Regions from separate parts of the Homo sapiens genome. Here region 2 is linked to region 1. Evidence: chromatin contacts called from ENCODE Hi-C or POLR2A ChIA-PET data. All regions are on one chromosome and are shown on one strand. Each heading gives the region's core, a stretch centred on a gene start or an enhancer-like site at or near the end of the contact. The rest is flanking DNA. Distances are from core to core; before and after follow the strand shown.

The links. A loop is a pair of places that touch in the nucleus more often than their neighbours do. ChIA-PET counts read pairs that join two places held with the same protein, here RNA polymerase II (POLR2A). Pooled maps may share reads with other maps.
Region 2: a map of head of caudate nucleus shows a loop between it and region 1 (19-fold over the local background). The contact joins the promoter of ZNF300 here to the promoter of TNIP1 in region 1. A Hi-C loop is called at or near these places in 1 of 168 maps with a recorded cell type or tissue (head of caudate nucleus) and 5 of 50 pooled maps. POLR2A ChIA-PET finds 5 or more read pairs at or near these places in 1 of 52 experiments (MCF 10A).

The regions. Positions count from the first base shown.
Region 1 is chr5:151,079,631-151,082,644 of GRCh38, forward strand. TNIP1 (TNFAIP3 interacting protein 1) reads right to left here and starts at 1,404. Exons shown (of 18, transcript NM_006058.5): 1 at 1,250-1,404. RefSeq lists cis regulatory regions at 916-1,704, 1,204-1,973, a silencer at 969-1,638 and enhancers at 1,514-2,224, 1,939-1,998.
Region 2 is chr5:150,903,429-150,906,442 of GRCh38, forward strand. It overlaps ZNF300 (zinc finger protein 300), which reads right to left and starts at 1,552. Exons shown (of 6, transcript NM_052860.4): 1 at 1,276-1,552; 2 at 436-549. It overlaps LOC124901112 (a long non-coding RNA gene), which reads left to right and starts at 1,807. Exons shown (of 2, transcript XR_007058999.1): 1 at 1,807-1,938.

The sequences.
Region 1 (3,014 bases), core at 154-2,653:
AAAAAGATTAAATGAGATACGGAATGTAAGCACTGTGCCTGGCACATAGTAAGCTATTAGCATTATCAGTTTTTTCACTGCCTCAGTTTCTTCTGTTGCAAAACAGAGACCACCACGGGGATGCTGAGTTTGTACTAATATTCTACCCTCCTAATACAATTCTACCCTCCTTTGTCAAGGATTTTTTTAAAACATTCTGAGTCCCCTTTTCTGACCTCTCATCAGATGCCGAATTCCCCTCTATCACACCCCATTGTTTGGAAAATGAGTAAGTGCTGATTAAATCCCATTTTGACCGTACTGTGAGAAAAAAATGATGCATTAGGAATCTACACATTTCCCTGCACTGTCATTCTGCAAGGGGGTGGGGAAGGACGTTGCTGATTCTTCTGCATCATCCACAAAAGTCCCTCCCTCCCCCTACCAAAACACAATCTCTCACCCAGTCGCACAAAATTCCCATCTGCTCCTGTACGCACAATGAATGTACAATGCACACGTGCACACAAATGTCCTACAGTGGAAAGCTCAGCCTTCATACTCCATCCCCAGAAGCACTCCTGGAAACTCATCCATCCTGCACATGCACACAAATGCCTCCAACAATGTGCATACAAAATATGTTCAACAGAAATAGTATAGTAGGAACTCTGGAGCCAAATGCCTGAGTTCATATCTGACTTTGCAACTCACAGCTGTGTGACCTCAAGCTCCAAGTACCTCGGTTTCCTAAAGTATAAAATGGAGATAATAACAATATTAATGTTTAGGATGGAAGTGACAATTAAATGAGTCTAATACACGTACAGCGTTAAGATCAGCACTTGGAAAGCGCCCAATAAAAATTATTATTTTCCTCCTCGTGACATATGTACACTGCTTCCACAACTTGATACGAAAACTCCTGACGCCGCGTAGGCAACTCGTCTCCACAGGATAGACACCCAAAGGGCCGCAGCGCCGCCCGCACCCGGAGGGTCTGCGCTCTCTACAACCGCCCCACGCCGTTCCCAGGCGTGCTACCCCGCGCAGTGCGCACGCGCGCCCCCCACCAGGCCCAGCGCCAAGCAGGGAGTAGCGGCTCAGCCCGGCTTGGCCGCTGGCGGAGACGCCCCGGGACCCCGCGCGCCGGGCCTGGGTGCACAAGCCACCTTCCCCAGCTCGCTCCCCGCCGCCACCGAGGCTCTGGACGATCTGGGCCTGGCCTCCCTTCCTCCCCTCCATCCCCGCTCCGGGCCGGCCGGCTTACCCGAGGACGGGGAGCTTGGGGACACAGCGCCCCGCTTGCTGCGTCCAGCCCCGAATCCAGGGACGGGGCAGCGGCCCGGGCAAGGCTCCGGCCCCCCGTAGCACTCCTAGGGCTCCTGGACGGGGGCAGGGCACCCGGGCCGAGGACGAGGAAGTGCCGGGGGCCTGGCCGGGCCGCCCCACCCCTGGGAAAGTCCCCGGAGACTGGCAGGCCACTCGCCCAATCGCGCCGCGCGCTCCGGGCGGGCCCGCGGCCGCCTGGGGTGGGACCGAGCGAGGTAAACACCGGCTGCCTGCGGTTCCGGGGGCCCGCGGTGTCTCTCGTCCCTTCGGCGGCCTTCCCCTCTAGGAGCGACTTCCCTGGGGCCACCGTCCCGGGCCTGCGCGGCGCCTTGCCGCACTCCCAGCGCCGGAAGCCCCTGTCGAAGGCCTGGGGCCACCTTGAAAGCCGGAATTTCAGAGCGGAGGCGAGCCACAGAGACCACCCAGCCCCTTCCTTGTGCCGAGGGGAACACAGGCCAGAACAGGGAGGGGACCTGCCAAAAGGCACGTAAGCATTTGGCCCTAAGCCAGAGCTGGAGCTCAGGCCCCCAGAGTTCCGTCCAGGGCACTCCAGGACTCTTCTTAACAAAGCTATAGAAATTCCGAGCTGAAAAGACCCATAAAGACTCTACCGCGAACATTTTTTGCTCCAGACATTGTAAAGGATTCCCAGACATCGTAAACGCTTTGCTCCAGACATTGTAGATGCTTTGCGTGCATTATTTTCTTCGCACAATCACGCTAGGGAGGTGGGTTTTACTACCTTTTCTTAAATAATATTTGAGTCACAAAAAGGTTAGATGACCTCAGTAAGGGGCTGAATCAAGATTCAAACCCGGGTGGGCAAATCCAGAGGCCGCCTTCCACCCTACCTACTTATATGTGGGCTAGATAATCCCAACAGACTGGGATTTCCTAGACCGGTAAGGAACATAAACTTGCTTTAAGGGTAGGAAAGCTTTTTAAAAGCTTATCCTTTTATTTTTAAAAAGAAAGAAAGCTAAATTTTAATTCCAAAAAGTGGAAGGTCTAACCTTGGAATAAAGAACAGCTCTTTAAACTAAATATAGCTTTATGAAAAACCTATTGCAAAAGACCCATTTCACTGGTACTGTTGAAAACTTAGTCATTGACAGGCCCTCATCCTCAAAAAGAATTAGGGGAAAGGATTTGGGGAACTGTTTAATACACACCCTCATTTTACAGAAGAGAGACCCATCAATCAACTGTGACTTCGCAATAATACACACACAGATACTTGCCCAAATTATATACCTAATCTGGGGATTCTCCTATAAGGCTTTGTAACCTCCTAGGGTTCCTTCAGTTAATTCAACGGTGTTATCAGATCTTCAAAACGATATTCATTCTAGTTTAATTATGAAAAGAATTACACTTATGCCTTGATTCAGAAGGGAGGGAGGGAGGAAGCGATGCAAACTCCAAAGCACCACTGAGTCTCACCACTGGGGGATCCTACAGAGAAACTGGGAATCCTGGCCCTGGTTTACATAGCAGCTCCCAGGCATCGTCTCCACCCATCAGGTCCGCACCTGCCAGTTTTCTTCCTGCTCTTTGTGCCTGTACTTCCCAATTCTCTTCCTGCAGGGCTCTCTTCCTATTCCCAACCCACATCTTCTCCACCCCCACCCTCTACCCACTGAAAACTAAAATCTACCTAAAAATGGCTGGTCTCTAATTACTTGCATTTTGTTTCCACACTA
Region 2 (3,014 bases), core at 302-2,801, 180 kb before region 1:
TAGATGTGAAGATATGTTTCCAGTTGATTTACTAACAACTTACTGTTCCCCTTGGGAATCAGCAATTCTATTTATAGAAGATTTTCATGAGGCAATAATCATGGATAGCTATATAAGGATATAAGTGAAGATGGAGCTCCTTGGCAGTAAGAATGGGAATGACCAAATGGAAAACTGAGGCATGTGTTCCCTATTCCTAAAAAGAACCAGCAGCTGAATTCCAACAATTTTCCAAGAACTCTCTTATATTTTCCCCCAACTTAGAAAACTCTTGCTAAATCAATGTGCATGAACTCAAAGGTTAATTTTAAGATGTTTTCTGTTTAAATTTTTATTGCTCTTTTTCAACAGCTCTATTGTCTGTATACAAAAATGGTGATAGGTTGGAACCACTGGAAAAAAAAAGAGTATACCACAATGCAGGAAGGTAAATACCTGGTAAATTTTCCTCAGTCCCAGGACAAGTCATGCAGACAGAGCTGAACTATTTCAGAGGACGTGGGGGCTCCCATGACAGACAGATTATTTTATATGGGGGTATCAAAACATCTGGAAGGAAACAAAAGAAACAATCATACTCATCTCTGGATATCCCGCAGATGCTCAATAAATGTCTCTTGAATAAAATATAAAATGATTTAAATAAACTTAGAAAGTGGAGAACTGAAATCAAACTTTTAATTATGATTTTATCAGTTTTGATTTGTTTGGTCTTGTTTTAAAATGACCATTTGATGGGGGTACCATCAGAAATGCTTAGTGGGCAATGGTAGACTAAGAAAAGATGTGAAAAGGGGTTGACCTTTAAGAACTCAAACAGTTGCCTATGACCTGTGGAAATTTAACGTTAAGTAAAGGCCTTCCCCAGTAAAATGTGGCTGACCACCATGACACCGTGGCCCCATTACTGTCCCCATCTAAATCTCGGAATTCTCAGGCCTAGTAATCATATACCCTACTGAACTCCCCCATGTCCATCACATCACTGAACACATGGACGCCCCCATCATTTAGTCCATAGCCTCCCATCACTGATTCCTCAGAGTCCCCTAAATCACTGAACCCAGTTAAACCCACCAGTCAGTCCACCTGCAAGCCATTCCTGACCTAATAGACACCCCCTCACCTCTCACTTCCCTGTTACTAATCACATCTCGGACTCCCACATAAATCCAACATTAATCCCACCTACTTCCCCCACCAGTGATTTCATAAACCTCCTACCACTGACCCTCACGGGCTCCTCTCCTCCCATTACCAATCCCACAGACTCACCCTTCACCGCACACATCCCGCCTCTGACTCCCAGCTCGATTATCAGGTCCCAAAACCACCATCACCGCTTAATGGGAACCGCTGTCACATCCCTATTGGCAAACTCTCCTGCTTCCTGTCCGCGAGCACCACACCGGGCTCCCGAGGCTGCGCCGTTCCGTACTGGGCGGTTTTGCCCGTTCCGCATCTTCAGAGGCTTTGTTCAGGAAGCAACATGGCTGCTCCCTGGAGCTGTTTCCGCATGGGGCCGCCATCTTGAGAGCCCGGTCGTCTTCGTACTAGCGGAGGATTCGCCCAGTGCTGAGCCCGAGAATGGGCTGTACCACAGCGGCAGCGAAGGGAGGGGAAGGCGACGGAAAGGAGGCCTGCGAAAGGAGCATTAAGGAGCACACTTTTGCAGAAAGATTTTACAAGGGGGATTGAAGAGGAAGTTGGAGTGAACCTTCCTCTATTGGAAGCATGCTTCTGACGAAAGGGGAGGAATTTTAGATGGTACCATGGACGTGTTTGTGAATGGTACAGCCCCATGCCGGGAGATTCGACTGCTCAGAGGGGAAGCGTGGAATGGTGCGGTCCTCTCCAGGGAGATTTCACTGTGGGAGAGAGGGACAAAATCTGGGGGCTGAACAATCATTGTGTACTGTAATTATGCCAATAACAACGGTAAGGAATCCTTATAAGGGAATTTGATATTGCAGTAATAAGTAATAAGAGGTCGACTGAAGGAAAAAGGGAAATTAAGAGCAGGGAAGAGGAGACTGAGGCACAAAGAGAGGGAAGTGAGAAGCAGAGAATCAGAGAGAAAATGGGGGAAATGGGGACAAAGGAGCCAGCCTAGAAAGGAGGAGAGACGGGAGACTGAAGAGAAAAAAATAGACATAGGAATAGAAGTGGGGATCTAAGGGGTAGAGCGTGGTAGACAGACAGATTGAGACAGAAAAGAGACTTGAAAATTGGAACAGACATAAGGGAGAGACTGAGAAGGTTAGATTTCAGAAACAACAACAACAACATGATTTTTTAAAAATGAACCAGCCAAAGAGAATACTAAAATTGTTATCTTAACCCTTAGACCTTACATCAAGCTTTAAAAAAGCAAAATGCATGTTCACAGACCAATGTTTCATTTGTATAAATGAATACAATTTTGAATCATAATTTTCACACGAGTCATGCTTTTTGATATGTTATGAAATAGGCAGCAATTTTACATTTAGCAATTTATTTCTCATGTCAAAACAAATGCACTTAGATAAGAAGACAATGTATTCAGAAAGAACACTGTTGCATTAGGAAGAATGCTCCAATCTCAAATCTGCAAGAATCACAATATCAACAAAATGACTTTTTTTTTTTTTATAGGGAAGAGTAAGAAGGGTTAGCAGGAACTTTGTAGGGAGAAGGATATGAGATAGGGGTGTGCAGGTGGCAAAACCAGGGCATTTCTACAGAAATTGTTTCTGTTGTCATGGAATTCTGAGAATAAGCGGTTAAGGGGAGATGTTTTGAATCATAGTGCATTAGTGCAGTGTTTCAACTCAGGGGAAGCCAAAATGAAGGGGCCTGCGGGAAGGAGAGAAGTCTGACTAAAGGTTGGTCAAGACAAAGAGGATAAGAAATAGTTGGTTGTGAACACTTAACCTCTTCATCTCTATTTAGACTTCCACAGTTATATCAATATTTATTTCTTGACTTGAGCTTAAGACAGTGTAGACACTGAGTTTAGTGGTAAAGGTATA